Linked DNA regions of Homo sapiens: all the other regions are linked to region 1. A link is a loop called in an ENCODE intact Hi-C map of the cell type or tissue named here. Cell type or tissue: PC-3. All regions are shown on one strand. Each heading gives the region's core, and the rest is flanking DNA. Links, peaks and the distances in the headings are about the cores only.

Region 1 (5,558 bases), core at 296-5,295:
TCATGCCAATCTCTTCTGCTAGAAAGTGGAAAAAAGAAAACAAAGAAAAAAATTGCTTACAAAGAGTGAAAGGCACCCATACTTTCTAATGGAAAAAATATGGCAATATGTGAGCATAACACTTTAGGGGGAAGGAGCAGGGCTCATGTTTTCATTATTTTGATGAACTTTTCCTCTGGGGGCTAATCTTTGAGCAAAGAAGTTCTAGTTTCCTAACTGAGATGATAGAAAAAAAAAAAAAACCCAAAGAGATTAATTTGCATTCTTATTGGGAGAAAAATGTTCTTGTTTTTATTTTTTATTTTTTTCTAAAATTAGTGATCATGTGTTTTTGTTGATATCTTTAGTTCAAATCTCGTGTGGTCTATGTAAATTCTCTCTCTTTTTTTCATCTGTCAAGATGTTATTAAGTAAATTCAGTCTCTTTAGAAATAATCATTGTTTCCTGGCCCTGGGTTTGGAAGGATTTCCAAAGAAGATGACAGAAGCTTGGATCAGAATCACACTTGGCATTGTTGAGACAGGATTCATTATAGGCATATAGAGTATAGCTCAGCTTCAGGAGGAGGGGGGCTTTACTTTAGAATCCCATAGTGAATATGTTTATGGATGTCAGTAAACCATTGTGAGAAAACATACATGACTCTGTTGAGTAAACAAATACATTCTTTCTGAGCAGAGAATGAGTGTGGGATCACTTCATCTATGTAAGAACAGAACAATAGTAATATCTTCTTAAGACTCTCAGTTTGCAGAGCAATGTGCAAAATACACATCTTTGATAAAGGATGTCACATTTGCTACTGATGAGAGATGGCAGCATGTGACATTTGCCCATGAAATGTTTGTATTGGTCTTTGGATATTGCAGCGTGTCCCTATATCCATTTTAAATAGAAATGTGACTGACTAAAGGATTGTGGACTCTTGCCCTCTGAATGGCTTTATAAGCTCTACTGTTTTTCTAGCCTGATAAGTTACACATTCCCTATCATATAGCTCTCTAACTGTTTATATCTCACCAATAATTTTCTAAGTCACAAGATCTGGAAATGCTTCTTTATCATTTCAATACCAGCAACATGAATGAATAATATTCTGCACAGATTTTCTGTTTATGAGTCATTGACCCAAGGAACATAAAGCAATATTTCAGTTTCTATATATTTGAATCTTTGTTTCTCTCCTCATAATTAGTGTCCATTGTGTTTCAAAAACCTATTTTAATTTATTTATTAATAGCAAACGTATTAAATGAAACCATAGAAACCTCTGGAGGAGAAGCAGTTCTGTTTCTTTTTAAAAACAAGTAATTAGCTTAACTTATTTTCCAGTCAAATAGAAAGCTTTAACAGTTAAAAATTATAATTTAGTAACTAACTTTTTTCTGCATTTAATCTCTTTGAACTGCGACCTCTTCATATAGTCAGCCAACTCTTTGAAAATAATTATTCTAATTAATTAAAGTACTTTTAAAAAAGTTTACAAATTATATACATGTCTTAAGTTTTATGCTTTATTCAGTAGATGGATTTCTGAAATGTTATGTTAAAATCTCATTTTTAAAAAGTAGTTTTCATTTCTCCATCACTGGTATAATTGAACTGGTTTGTTAGTTTTGTTTTGGCTTAAGTTTTTTAAATGTTGACTTTTAGATTTTCTGCTTCAATGTCATTGTAAACCTAACACCCAAACTTCAGCTGAATTTGATAATCTATAAACCATTGCCACTCAACATATGGTCTATGGACCAGCAGCATCTGGGAGCTTGTTAGAAATGCAGAATCTCAAGCCCCAACCCAGATCTGCTGAATCAGAAGCTACATTTTAACAAGACTTTCTAGGTGACTCTTGACATTAAATTTGAGAAGCTCTAGTCAGCCTAATACTTCCTCTTTATAATGGCATTTCCAAATTAAAGGAACTCAGTATAAATTAAGGTATCTTAAAAATGTACCATAATAACCTGAAGATAGTGAATCTTCAAGGTAGAGGAACCTGGATGGTTTACTCTTCCACTGAGCATCCTCCTGGCAGCTCAGCCAGGGCTGCAGATTGTTAAGTGCTATGGCTTTTACATGGTGAACTCCTGGCACTGTACTGGAGACATGGTTAGAATGTGTGTGGTGAGGAAGCTCACAGTCAATAAGGAGAGACTCATAGGTAAATATGTAAATATAATACACTTCACAGTAGAGATACAGAAGTAGGACAGAGGGAGTGAATAATCCTGTGGGTGGAAGGTGGGGCAGAGGACAGAATAGGAAGGTTCCCAGAGAAGATGACTCAGTTTTAAGCATTTCACCCCATGGGCAAGTTGGAGGATGTTCCAAGCAGACAGGCCTACAGACAGTGAGGCAGATAAGCATCTCTGAGGAAATTCTCATGGTTTGATTTTGCTGAACAAGAGGTATATGTAGGTGAGGGGAGCAGCGGGTAGGAGTGGACCCACGGAAGTGGTGGGAAATAAGCCTGAATAATAGACACAAATGGCCTATTGTGCGAGTGTGGCTTTTGTCAAAGGGGGCCTGGAGAATCCTAAACAGAAGGGTATGGCCAGAGTTGTGTTTTGAAAGGTCATTTTGGATGTCGTGTAGAAAATGGACTGGATTAGAGTCAGGAAGCTGAGTATGTAGGTGGCTGCAGGGGCCCAGGTGACAGATAATGACTATCTGGCATGAAGTCATGGCAGGAGGATGGACAGCTCAGAATAGAATCCAAAAATAAAGAGGAGGAATTCCTTTTGTGATCAGATGTTGATCCAAGTTGACCCTTCTGCCATCAGCCACTCCTTCAAACCTTTGAGGACAATCGTTATTTGCTGAGTCTTTGTTTATTCAGAGCAAATGTCTCCAGGTCTTTGAATTGCTGCTCATGTGACATGATGTTATATCCTCCTTCAAGTATTTCAGTGTATTTATATTCCTTATACATTGCAGTTCCAAGAGTTGAAGAGAAGGTAAGATTGGGTGGGGAAAGGGAACAAAAAAATGACCGGGTTATACACAAGCCAAGTGCACCACAACCACTGGCTCATTTAGTTTCTAGAACCCTGCAAAATGTATTATTACCTCATTTACAAATGAAAACAGTAAGGCTTTGGAGGTTAAGAGTCTCACTTTTGGATTACCAGCTACTAGTAATAAAATCTGAATTTGTACCCTGAGATGTGTGTTTCGTATGTTAAACTATCTGCCCGGCAAGGATGCTTACAGCATCTTAAACTACCACTTCGCTATGGTTTGCTGTGACAATAACAAGGACTTCTTTGGCTACCAACCTTGCCCATCTGATACATTCCCAAGAACTAGATTGTAAGTGGAGAAGACCCCTAAGCAGCCAAGTAGATGGAACAAAGTCCAAATTCTCTATTTATAAGAAGGGACATCACCTTCAGAGCTTGTTTACTTTGTTTGTACACAGTTCTCCCAAGCTTGGCCATATGTTTCTGCAACCCACAGATGATTAGAAACAGCAAATTCAGACTGAGTAGGAAGCAAGTGAGATCTAATAGCTGATAAGATGACATCAAGGGAAGAAACATAAAAATGTAAAGAGCCATATATATAAAAAGTCAGGAAGTCTTGGTAATAGTTTTGGTCACTAATATAGAGAAAGACAAATCCATCATCTCGAATAGTCCTTGAGGGCACTTTGATTATAGCAAAGATAATAGACCTTTAGAGTCAGTATAAACCATATCTCTCACCTGAAGGAGAAAGTCACAATATGACATCCTGGGCCAGAGGGGTATTATTTTTTTGTCTCTACTTAGGTCTTAGTGGAGTAAGGAATGCATCGCTCTATATGCCAATGTACATCTCTTTTGTGATTAGAAGTCATTAGCAATCACAGAAGATTTTTTTATTTTTATTTTTTATTATACTGTAAGTTCTAGGGTACATGTGCACAACGTGCAGGTTTGTTACATATGTATACATGCGCCATGTTGGTGTGCTGCACCCATTAACTTGTCATTTACATTAGGTATATCTCCTAATGCTTTCCCTCCCCCCTCCTCCCCACCTCTCCCCACTCCATGACAGGCCCCGGTGTGTAATGTTCCCCTTCCTGAATCACAGAAGATTTTTATAGTCTGCCAACCCAAATCTCTTAGAAATGTTTAGTAATGTCTGCCAATTGGCCAGTGTTTGGTGCTTTTCTATATAATAATCATCCAAATATGAGGAGACAAGAGTTACCAGTGTGGAATGGTAATCAGAAACTCCAGGATCACAGACAGTCTTCAAAGAGCATCTCCTCTTTTGGCTCCCACTTCCTTTCAAGTCTGCTCAGAGGCCTTCAGCCCCCTGCAGTGCCATGCCCAAGCCATTTCTGCTCAAACTCAGGGAAAAAGATATTCTACAGTCACTTCAAATTGTAAATACCAAAATAATACAGTTATTTAAAGTGTCCCAATCAAACATATTAATTGATTTTTCATTTTCACTGGAAGTAAGTCATCTTCCTGTTCTCCACACTCCTGCCTCCAGCCTTTGAGGATGAGAGCGTGGCAGCCTTCTCCATGCTCTCCCTTGCTTATCTTCCAACTCTATAACTGCTGCTTGCAAACACAGAGATCTCAGCAGGGGAGAGAGAAAAGTTAAGGGGGAACAGGAAAGTTCTTGCTTGACTAATACCACCTCAAACCAGTTCCTAAGTCTTAAAGTTTAATGTGCACATTAATCATGTGGAAATCTTATCACAATGAAAATTCTGAATCAGTACATATGGGATGATGTCTGAGATTCTGCATTTAGAATAAGCTCTCAGCTGCTGCAAATGGTGCTAGCTTATGGTCCATGCTTTGAGTAACAAGGATTTAGAGAGTTCCTTTTGGGTTCACTCACTATAATTCTTTTAATACAGAAAAGGCTGCTCCTTCAGTGAGTTGTCTTTCAACTCCAGCCCACAGTGTTATACATCATTGCCCCTTACTGCTGGGGACCCTCACTCTGGCAGGCCACCCCCTTGGTCAGAATACTTTTCAATATAACCTCAGATTCAGTTTCCACAGATAACACCTCTGGTCCTTGGGTTTCACTGATTTTGATCTCCATTTTGACATGAGTGCTGCTGCTTCCTAGGCAGCCATTTTTTTCTGAGCAGCCATAGAGCTCTGTAACTTTCCAAGAGATGAATCAGGCCCCAGTCCCTCTGTCCTTCAGGTGCAGAAGATGCGCATCCATCTCTCCCACCACACTGAAGAACACACACTGGGCTTGGGCTTGGGAATGAGGGGATTGAAATGGAATGTACAACTGTCTCTGAAGAGGTTTCTTCACAATTTTTCTTTCCTTATACAAAAGCTAGCTCTTTTGAATTCCTAATCTAGATGAAGGGTCATATATCCTGTAACTGGTTCTCAATATTTCATTTGAAAATTTGTTTCTTGGCGATTGCTCTCACAGCTAACTTTAGTATCTCACAAAGTACAATGTATGTTTGCTCTATTCTATAACAACCATCCTGTTTCTGCTTAATACAAATTTTGAATATTCACTATTTTCTAGAAACCTTTCTATTTGTCAATATGCTCTATGAAATGAGGGTAGCTAG
Region 2 (5,558 bases), core at 122-5,121, 68 kb before region 1:
GGGCCGCCCAGCGCTCTCAGCCGGCTCGTAGAGCCAGGGCCGGGCTCAGGGAGCTTCAGAGCAAGAAACACCGAAGGTGTAAAGCCCGAGCGAGCAGCTCGAGTCTCAGTCCTGCAGCCTAAGGCAGCCCCTCCAAGCCGTGGGCGCCGGCCGTCCGTCTCCTCACCGTGGCGCCCTTTACTCGGCCACCCGGGGCACAGCCAGGGGCTTCACCGAGCCCCGGGTCCACCGTGGTCGCGGCCGCCGGTCGCCGGGAGCCCGGAGCCGGGACGCGAGGGTTGGGGGTTGGGGATGGGTCCCAGTGTCGCGCGGGAGTTCAAAGCCCGGCACTGGCACGGGGCTCCGCCGCCGCAGCCGCTGGAGCCTTGGGCTCCCGCCGCGGGGAGAGCGGGGGTAGGGCGCCTGTCCCGGAGTGACCCGGCGGCGGAGGAAGGGCGGGCCGCAGGCGGCGGGCCCGGGGGACCTTGAGCGGGCGGGCGAGGAGCGGGTGAGACCGAGGTCGACAGAGTGGGGGCCCCACGAGGCCCGCGCCTGGTCGGGAAGAGAGTAGGAGATTCCCCCGCGAGCTCAGACCCGGCACTGAGGGAAGAGACACTCCGAGTCCTGCGTCTCCAAGTTTTGCTCCAATGCCCTTGACATTGAATGCATGTGTGGCGTCTATCCTGGCGCAGGCGATTTGATATTTTCAATAGGCCTAACCTCACCAGTGGCGTGCCCGGCCCGGCTGGCTAGCGGCTCCTGTCCCCAAGACCCCCGCAGTCACCAGACCTTTGCACTGCCCAGCGCTGGAGGGGGCGACCAGAGCCTTACAGGCTCCACGGTGGGCGGGCTCTTACCTCCTGACTTATTCCTCCTGGCGCTGCAGGGGGGACTGAGGTTAGGTGTCCGGTGGGAGGCTGGACTGTGTGTGCGTGTGTGTTGGGCGGAGGCGTGGGGGGAAGGGAAGTGGAGGGTAGGTTGCTGAGCCCAGGGTCCGTAACAGCAGCACATCCCAGGTTCCACCCCCACCCACAGGGCTGGTAAATCCTCCCCTTTCCTGGGGTCTGAGTGAGAGGATAGTACAAAGGTCAGATTGTCCAAAAGGATAGTGGGTTCTGCTGTGAGATTTAATTGTGACGGCATCACCAAATGGCCGTTGAATTTCTCGATCATTTCACAGAGGAAGACATCCTATTTTGAGTGTCCTGAAGTGATTTTAATTTTCATCTGGGCAGGTGGTGATAACTTCTGGAAACACCAAGGACTAAAAAGGAAGGAAACTGCAGAAAGTGGGGGGCCACAGAAGCAGCAGCTCGCAGTCATGTTCCAAGACTAGCAATCCATAAACATTGCTTGCCCTGGGGGGGGGAAAATAAAGATTTCGCCAATACTGCATCTCTTCGATTTTTACCCATTTCCTTTACTTGGTCCTATTTTTACTTGGTCAAAGAAACACGTGTATCATATACTCAGAATTTCCCCTTAATTATAAGTTTTTTACAAAAAGTCAATAAAAGACAAAATGGGAAGTGTTGAAGCACTGTCCAGAAACTATAGTAATAGCAATATAAAAAGAAGGGTAGTGAACTGACCTTAGCAAATTTGCTCTGCCACTAATTTGCTAGTCAAGTGACCCTATTTTCCTGACTCTGTTTCTTTAGTAAAATGTGGATGTTATCATAGGTGACCGCAGATCCTGAAGTTCCTTTGTGTGTGGGGGGGGGAGGGTGGGTGAGATTTAAAAATTTGATTCAAATAAATTTCCATTCGCTCTATGGTTCAATATTTAATGCCCTGCCTGTTTTAAGCTGAGGAATAGATGTCTGAACATACATTTCCTCATCCTAAATCCCTTTGATCCTCTCATAATGCTCAAAGTGCAGTGTTGATGTCTGGCAGGCTTTGTGTTCAGTTTGTACCATTTGCAAATGTAGTGAGGATTACAGTGGAATGGAGGAAAGAATGGCTGCAGGATTTCTTGGACCAGAGAAACTCACACTTCTCTTTCCATTTTCACTCTCATTAGCACACAACTTTTAAAAGTTGGCCTGGGCACAGCAACACTTTCACACATCCATACTAAAATCCATGCTAATCTTTCCCATGGGATGTAATTCAATTGAATTGACATTCTAATAAAATACTGGCGAAGACACAATCACAGTTTCCCTGCAATGCATAATTAAAATAGCACTATGCAGTTGCTTACACTTCAGATAATGGCTTCCTACATATTGTTGGTTATGAAATTTCAGGGTTTTCATTTCTGTATGTTAATAGAACATTTAAAAACGACCCTTTTTAGCAAAGTTGTAATCTTAGTTTGTCATTGCTAGGAATGTGCTAAAGCCTAAGTCTGCTTTCAGATTGGTCTTGGGCAGTAACTTAATGTATCAAAAACTGCCTTCAAATCTGTGCTTTCTGTTCATAGCTTACTGAGCCCCCTCTCCTACCTTGAAATCATGTGCTTAGGAGTGGTTTGAATCTACCATATATATATTTGGGAAGTCTTAACTATCTTCTAAAAGACTAAAGAGTAAGGGATGATTTACCTTGGGTAATGAAACTCAGATTTTGCTGTTGTTTTTGTTCCAAAGTGTTTTATACTGATAAAGCAACCCCGGTTTAGCATTGCCATTGGTAACACTGTGCAGAAATACTATGCACTTTGGGTTCCTTCACTTCACTTAAAATCTGTGGTTGCTAAATTGTTGATACTCTAGGTTATGAATTAACCAGTAGTCAAACTGAACAATTCCCCATTGACAGTTTTTGTTTAATGGCCAACAACACCTGAAATTTGGATAAAGGAGCTGGAAAAGAAGAGTGGGCCCCTTTGTGGATTCCTACATGTTTTAGGTAAAGCTTGATTAGTTGTTCCTCACCTATATTATGGGGCTATTTTTAGCAATGCCCTTAGCTAGATGTATTTACTCATGGGACATAACCTTACTGATACTGTACATTTGTAGTGTTAACAATCTCTGACTTAGGAATGTGGTCTGAGTCATAGAACACCTCAGAAAGTGGGTAAAGCTTATTATCGAAGCTGGGAAGGGCCACATCCTTTATTGGGGCTCAAGGCATTTAATCACCAATGATTCACACATGAACTCTAAACTAGGTTTACCCTCCAAAGTGGAGATAAGTCCTGGGTGCCCAGACCAGTGAGGAGCGGGAGGATTGAACTGTGAAGTGTATTGAAGTATATTCCCTACAAGTACTTCTCTTTGAGCAGAGCTATATATTTAGGTAGACTGCTCTCAGGCAGAATGAAACATGATGGCACCTGCCACTCACGACCAGGAACCAAACAGGAAAGAATCCAAATTCTGTGTTTACAGGGCTTTCATGCTCAGTAAAATGCATAAGCACTTTTATTAGGGTTCTTAAAATTAGAAATCTATACTCCTATTTTGCTTTCATTTTCCTTTGGGATTTAAATAAAGCACTCCTACCCTCCCCGCCCCCCGATCCCAAATCACACCCTCTTTTGGCTGTGTTAACAAAAGTTAGGTCCAGGAGACAGAAGGGTTACACATATATGTGGGAGCTGTGCAGAGTGAACAGTATTGGTAAAAGAAAATTCAGCTCAAGACAGAAACTAAATGGAGATGTGAAAGAGCAAGGCTAAGCTAGACTTTCAAGCAATTGAACATTTCTCATTTGTTTTACAGTGAGAACTGCTGCCCTACCAGACCAACAGTATTTTAAATGTGAATTCTGTCTCCTTACCAGCTGTTTCAATTAGGCAAGGTAGCTGTGTAACAAATAGACCCCAAGATAAATAATGGCACAAAGAATAGTCAATGATAGTTTTTCTTGGTTGGGGTGTAGTGGTGGCTATTCTCCTTCATGTTGTTACTCTAGGACCCTGGCTTTTCTTATCTGTGGCTCCACTATCCCTTTGACGTAATCTTTTGCATCTAGGTAGAAGAGGGAAAGTAGGGTCAAGGAAGCATCTGCTTGAAAGCTTTGAGCTAAAAGTGGCACACATAATTTTTGTTCACCTTCTCTTGGCTAGAACTCAGCCTTGTGGCCTTACCTCCCCGTGAGAAAGCCTGGGGTATACAACCTAACTGTATGACAAGGAAGAGAAGGGAACGGAGCCTCAGTGCACAGCCAGCAGCCTGAGCCACATCATCTTGGTGTCCCAAATGCTGTAGTCACAATAGCAAATATTTATTAGTGCTTATTATGTGCTAAAGACTTCACATACATTTTTTCCCCACTTAATCCTCACAGCAACCCTATAAAGTAAGAAATATCACTCCCATTTTACAGATGGTAAAACAGAAGTTTGGCAAGGTTAAAAAAAACTTGCACAAAGCTGAACAGCAAATGGAGAGTCAGAACTCATACTTAAAATGCTCTTTGTCTGAGGGGTCAGAATTCTTTTCTAAGCTAGAGAATTGGCCTGGACAGGGAAGCAGAGACAATACCTCACAAGTATCTTTCCCTCTTTTGCAAAGAACCAAAGAACTGTTATTTCTTCCTCCTTTGCCAAACCTCCCTTTGGAGATGCTGAGAGGAGAGAGGCTGAAAGAATTGGAGGAGGGAGGTGATTAAATCACCTTAAATCTGTTTTAAAAATCTCCATTTTCAAAAGCTTTCTGTATTTAACAATGCTTGACTGTGAGAGACACTAGCCCCTTTTTGGGGCCAGCAGAGTAACAGAACGCAACTTCTAACAGACTGGCCGGCATGCTAAGGTAGCAATTGTATTTAAATTTCAGTATCAGTAACTCTAGCTGGAACCACCTAAAGCAAAAGGAAGGAAGGGGTATCAGGGCACATTTTCACTCCTTCAATTGCTCTGGGGGCTAGAAATGGAAAGTTTTATGTGACAGAGTTTATTTTTGCAACTTGCAATTTTCCTCTCCTTTGAAAATTAAGGTGGCCTGAAAGAGTTTTATATGTGGGCCAATACAGCAGCACATTTATGAAGTGAAAAAGTAAAGGTTTCGTGGTATCATAAGCTCACCCACACTATACATAAATTTATTACTTAAAATGCTCCAGATTTAAGTTTTATTATGGAGATAGTGTGTTATAAGCAAACTAACTTTGGATTTTGGAGTTTTTGAAAGTAAATAGCAGCTCATGGTGCTCATGTAATTTGTTTATTTTTATAGCAATGTTATGTCCTGAAAATAAACAAACAAAAATTAGAGTCTGAAAAGCTTCAAGGTTTGTATGTACCTGAACACAGAAAGTCAGAAAACATTCACTTTTAATTAAGCCAACATTTTAAAATTTAGAAATTCTTTTAAACAAAGTCAAAATTTGGATGATCATTTTTAATGCTTAATTATACATATACATATATATATGTATATGTATATGTATATCCATAAGCTATGAAAGTTAGTTAACAAAGGCATAGAAATAGGATGAAAAGTGTTCTTTGAAGGCGATTTTCTAAACTTCCTCACGGAGTTCTGTTTATCCTGACCTGGCAAGGCTGCTGTATTTCAATTCAGGGCTCTTTTGCATACAGAAGTACAGACTTGCTGAGCTGAGCCAAATCTGTCTATCCAATTACTGGGTAAGAGAGCTGACTGTAGCTTTAGGCAAAA
Region 3 (5,558 bases), core at 138-5,137, 230 kb before region 1:
ACTGGAATCCTTGTCTCTCCCAAAAAAAAAAAAAAAAAAAAAAAAAAAACAAAAAACAAACAAACAAAAAAACACCAAAAAACTCTTACCATTTGAATAGAAATAAAACATTATGTGGTTAAAAAAATTTAAAAAGTTCAAAAGAGCATATCATGAAAAATGAGTCTCCATAGAGTTTGTGACCCTCATTAAAACCTTATTTATCTTCCCAGAAATGTTCCTGGCATACACATACATATATACCTATGTATTCTTTTTTTCATAGAAGAGTATTCATATTATAATGTTATCTATCTTTCTCATTTTGTTTGGCCCTTAATTTGAACTCTTTTCATATCAATATACTCAAATTTATTGTCCACTTCTGAGGGGGTTACACAGTATTCCGTTGTTCTTATTCCATTTATAATTAAAGCATTCCCCTAGTGACAGACTTTTAGGTTGTACGCTGTTCTTTGAGATTATAAACTACGCTGTACTGGTGGAATGTATGTATTTTAACAATGTGCGTCTTTTCATACACTTCCGTCATTTTGTTTTTCTGAAAACTTTGTCTTTAGCAACCACTCCCCTATCATTCTTTACTTCCTTGCCTTGCATTAGTTTCCCTTGCAGATTTATCACTGCCTGAAATAGTACTTGATTGTTTATTTTTTGTCATTTATGTCTGTTGACTAGAATGGAAGCTCCATGGAATTAGGAACTTCGTTTTATTCACTACTATATCCTTAGCCCAGAGAACAGTGACTGGTTCCTGGTAGATGTTTAATAAATATTTGATGAATAAATTAATAAATGCTTTGCACACTTTACTATTAGATATTGTTTTTCTTACTAATTCATAAGAGTGCTGTATATAGTAATTAAATGAGCCCTTGTCATTTGTGTTACCAATATACTTTCCAGTGTATTTATCTGACTTTGTTGATGGCATTATATTTTTGCCATAAATAAATGTTATATAGCCAAACATAACATAACTGTCCTTTATTTTGTAGCTTTTGGGTTTTGTGTCTTGCTTAGAAAGGCCTTAGGCACTCCAGAGTTATTTTTAAAAACTTGTCTGGTACTTTAATGGTTTGTTTTTATGTTGGAGTCTTTGATTCATTTGGAATTTATTTTGGCATAAGTAGTAGCTGTGTATTCAGCTTTGTTATTTTTCCCAAATAGCCCATTGACCCAACATTAATTAAAGAATAATGCATCCTTTTCTCATTATTCTGAATGTCATCTTTATCATATACCAAATTCTCATAAATATTTACACTATACTTTCCAGTCCCTATTATATTTTGTTCATTTGTCTGCCTACTTCTGTGTTGGTATGAATTTGTTGTAATTCCCCTTGATTTATAGTGTATTTTAACATTTGTGTAAGACTGGGCTCTCCTCTTTGTCTCCTTTACACTGATGTTTTCCTGTCAATTCTCGCATGGTTATTTTTCCATAAGAACATCAGAAACCACTGAACCAGTCAATCCACTGTCAAAACATTCCCTTAATATTTTACTGAGGTCAGATTATAATATAGATTAATTTAGGAATAAATGACATCAATAAAAGAACTTAGCTCTCTTGAGTCCTGAATGTTCTTTATGCTCTCACGACTTCCTTGATATACACAAATAAAATGTAATTTTCCTCAATGGGAAGAATGAATGTGACTCTTATACTAAAACTAAAACAAAACCTTCTGTTCCAGTTATCTATTGCTGTGAAGCAACACCATGCCACCCCAAAATTTAGTGGCTTAAAACAGCAACCACTTTTATCACGTCTGATGATTTTGTGGGTCCAGAATTCAAGCAGGGCTTCGTTGGATGGTTCTTCTGCCTTCACATGGTGTTAATTAAGGATACTCAGTGAAGTTCAGTTGGTGGCTGGGCTGGTATGGAAGTACAAGATGGCTTCACCCACTTGCATGACACCTGGGCAAGGATGACAGGAAGGCTTAGCTGAGCTGGGATTATCTCCCAGAGTTCCCAGATGTGGCCTCTCCAGCATGGCAGCTTCAGGGTAGTTGGAATTTTTAGATGGTGACTGAGGCTCCAAAAGCAGGTGTTCCAGTGAACAGGGAGGAGGCTGCATGGCCTTTAATGGTCTAGCCTCAGAAGTCACTTAGTGTCTCTTCTGCTGTATTCTCTCAGTCAGTGAAGTCACAAGCCTGCCCAAATTCAAGGGGAGGGGATATAGACCTTTATCTCTTGATGAGAGAATGCCAAAGAATTTGTGACCATGTTTAAAAACCACCATTCCTTCTAATAGTAGAAAACTAGACAATTTTCTCATTAGTTTAACAACTCTAGACTTTTCTACAATCTTTTTTCTACTTCCCTCACTTCTGTCACTGGAAACATTGCCATGATTCAAAACTATAAGTATTTTATTTTTAAAAACACATTTTCAGTTGAGTTGTATTCTTTGCCCATGTGCGTGGGGACAGCCATGGCCCTCAGCATGACTTTGGCTTTATCTGTCCATTCTTTCTGCTACCCACTTCTGGCCACTTTACAGCTTGCTGGTGCCTCCACCAGAGGGTGGCAGGAGCAGAGAAAGTGAACTCAAATTTGTCCGTTTAAAAAAACTTGTTATTTGGCAGCAGTTTTGCATAAAGGCAGAAAGCAAATTAAAACTAAAAGTACATATTTTGAAGATTAACTGTGAAACTCAACCACTCATTACAAAGAACACCAGAGCTGGCTATTCTTTCTATTAATCCAAGGCCTTATTTCAAAGACCCCTAAAGATGTGCTCCAGTAATCCCCTTCATGCCTTCCTAGATTATGCCTTTCTTTTCTAAATTCCAGTGATAGTAGCAACATTTATTGATTATCTGCTGTGCCAGGTGCTTTACACATGTTTATTATTGCATTTAACCCTAACAGCACTCCAAGGGTGGGAATTGTTATGCTGATTTTTAAGCCAAGAACACTGCTGCCCATTGAAATTAGCTACTAAGGTTCACAGAGCGAAAATGTAGCAAAGTCTATTCACTACACCCTTGTGTCCAGATGTGTTCAGTAGACCAGCAGCATCAGCATCACCTAGGAGCTTGTTAGAAATGCAGAACCTCAGGTTCATTCCCAGACCTTCTGTAAAAAGCTGCATTTAATACGCAGGCGATGCATATTAACATTAAAGTTTTTGAAGCCCTGCTCTCTATCCTGCTTCTCAAACATTCCTGCACACTGGAATCCCATGGAGAACTGCTTTTTACCGATACATAATTGTTCATGAACAACTTTTTAAAAATGCTAATGCCTGAGCACCTTTTCTTCCTCCCAATTCCAATTTAACTGATCTGGGGTGCAACCTGGGCATCAGAAGTTTTCATAGCTCCCCAGGTAGTTCTATCATGCAGCAAAATTTAAGAACCATTGTTTTATATAGTTCACTTGGTACTAAGCATATTCTATATCCGGTATAGTTGTTTATCATTTTTATACACATCATATGTCCCCAACATGAATATATTTTATATATCAGCTCTCTTTACAGAGTGGCGGTTTCTTGCACAAAATATGCACTCACTAAACATTTGCTGCTATTGCTGTTGTTGAAAATGGTGCTTAATTGGTCTGTGGTGGGGCTCGAACATCAGTATTTTTGAAAAACCACCTCACGTGATTCTATTATGCAGCCAAGGTTGAAAACCACTGGGTTGGCTCCTACAGCTCCAGCTGATGGTTGCTATGGAGAAATTTGGGCAGAGGAATGCTAAGTGTCCTGATTTTTGAAGAAGATCCTTAAAACCCAGATTTTTATAATAACTGTTGACAACAAATTCAGGTTTTTGAAAAAACTGTGTGAACAAAATAAACCACATCTGCTGGTCATGTGTGCCTGCACATGCATGAGCATACACTTGTAAAGGGATATGGGATACTCAATATATTTATGGTTATGCACTTGGAAATTCATAACTCTAAGTCTGAATTATTATAAATGCCACCACTACTGCTGCTTTGGAAAAACACACCATCATCATTGCATAACCATCTAGCTTAAAAAAGAGTCACCATATTGTTTCTGTCGATATACATAATACACAGCCCAAAATAGAGATTGTGAAGTCTTGGAGAATGAATAATCTGTGCCTCATTTTGTTCTATGCAATGCCTAAATATGCCAACAGAACAAGAGGATGTGTCCCAAAAAGAGGGGGCAGGAGGCATTTGGAAATTCTGGGAAGAAAGATAGTCTATAAGAGCAGGGTACTATTGTTATGAATTCTACCCACTGCCTGAGCACCACTCAGTGATTAAGGAAAACCAAAGAAAGGAGACCCAAGAAGAAAAACTAGAACAAGAAATAAAGGTATGAAAGAGAAATATGGCCAGAAGAAATTTTCCCATCTGGTTTCTTCACCACTAGTGGCTCCTTATGTATGGATTTGTTTGCCAGAGCTAATAAACAGTGAGGGTCTCTAATGATGTGAAGCTGGGTGGTAAAGGCACTGGGGGCTTACGTCATGCAGCCAATGATGTGTTGAGTGAAATATACCACATGTTGAATTTGCTGGCATCAGCACCTTCTGCCGATTTAACTTATGGGCAGATGATAGCAGGCCCAACACCCAATACTACTTGCCCATATCCTTGCTTTCATTTCATAAAGCAAGAATAAAAGAGAGTCAGTATCAATATCAAAATAAATACCACTAGTAATATTGATGATGTTACTTTTACCACCAATAATAATAGCAGTTATCAATTACCGAATGCTTACAATGGGCCAAGCACTGTGCTAAACACCTTACGTATTATATCTCATTTATTCTCAAAACAATAGCCACACTGATTCTTTTAAAAGAGATGTCAGATCTTGCTTTCACCTCCTCAAAACCCTTCAGTGGCTCCCATTTTACTGAGTGCCACAGGCGAAGTCCCTTTCACAGTCTGCAAAGCTGTATGTCTACCAACTATCCACCCCCTTCCCTACTCATTATCTCTCTGACTCCACCTCCTACTCCTCTTCCCCTCTCTTAATCCATTCCATCTGGCCTAATGAACCTTCTATTTCTCCAACATGAAGCCTCTGCACTAGCTGCCCCCTTCATAAGAGATGCTCTTCCCCTAGATATGCACAAGCATCATTCCTGTCACCTTCTCAGTGAGGGTTTCTCATACCAAGCTGTTTAAAATTGCATTTCCCCATTCCTACATTCCCCTTCTTCTTTTTTCTCTCCATAGCACTTATCACCTTCTAATATCCAACACTGTACTTATTGATTTTTTAAATGGACTCTCATCCACTGGACTGTAAGCTTCATGAAGGCAGAGATTTTATTCTGTTTTGTTGATTATAGTGTCTCCAGTGCCTAAGGCAAGGCCAGGCACTTATCTGGCACTTGATAAACATTTTTAGAATGAATAAATTAATGAATTTAATCCTCACAACAACCATAAGAGATAGGTGCTATAATTATCCTGCTTTAACAAGTATTGGGTATGAAGTTTAGAGACATTATATTTGCCCAAGATCACAAATGAGAAATTGTTAGAGGGATGTAAGCCAAGGACATCAAGACATGTATAATAACATTTGTGACCTGCCTT

Evidence for each region. Peaks named below come from ENCODE experiments on the same cell type or tissue, not always from the same donor. Only the 100,000 strongest peaks of a DNase experiment are listed, where the experiment ranks them.
Region 2: a loop joins it to region 1, with 2.9 times the contacts of the local background. A loop is called at or near these places in 19 of 110 quality-filtered maps.
Region 3: a loop joins it to region 1, with 2.3 times the contacts of the local background. A loop is called at or near these places in 4 of 110 quality-filtered maps.

Annotation. Positions count from the first base shown.
Region 1 is chr3:24,589,595-24,595,152 of GRCh38, forward strand. No RefSeq gene overlaps it. Among named protein-coding and RNA genes, the nearest start is that of THRB, 98 kb to the left of the region's middle. In PC-3, for the core only: no CTCF peak of the experiment used is centred there; DNase peaks (open chromatin) are centred at 2,237 and 2,667; H3K4me3 peaks cover 700 bases; H3K27ac peaks cover 2,759 bases.
Region 2 is chr3:24,521,478-24,527,035 of GRCh38, forward strand. LOC107986011 (a long non-coding RNA gene) reads right to left here and starts at 917. Exons shown (of 2, transcript XR_001740424.2): 1 at 837-917. In PC-3, for the core only: a CTCF peak has its summit at 157; a DNase peak (open chromatin) is centred at 3,094; H3K4me3 peaks cover 782 bases; H3K27ac peaks cover 1,420 bases.
Region 3 is chr3:24,357,326-24,362,883 of GRCh38, forward strand. All of the region lies in intron 1 of THRB (thyroid hormone receptor beta), which reads right to left. Among named protein-coding and RNA genes, the nearest start is that of THRB-AS1, 130 kb to the right of the region's middle. RefSeq lists an enhancer at 2,576-3,208. In PC-3, for the core only: a CTCF peak has its summit at 2,537 (motif pointing right); no DNase peak of the experiment used is centred there.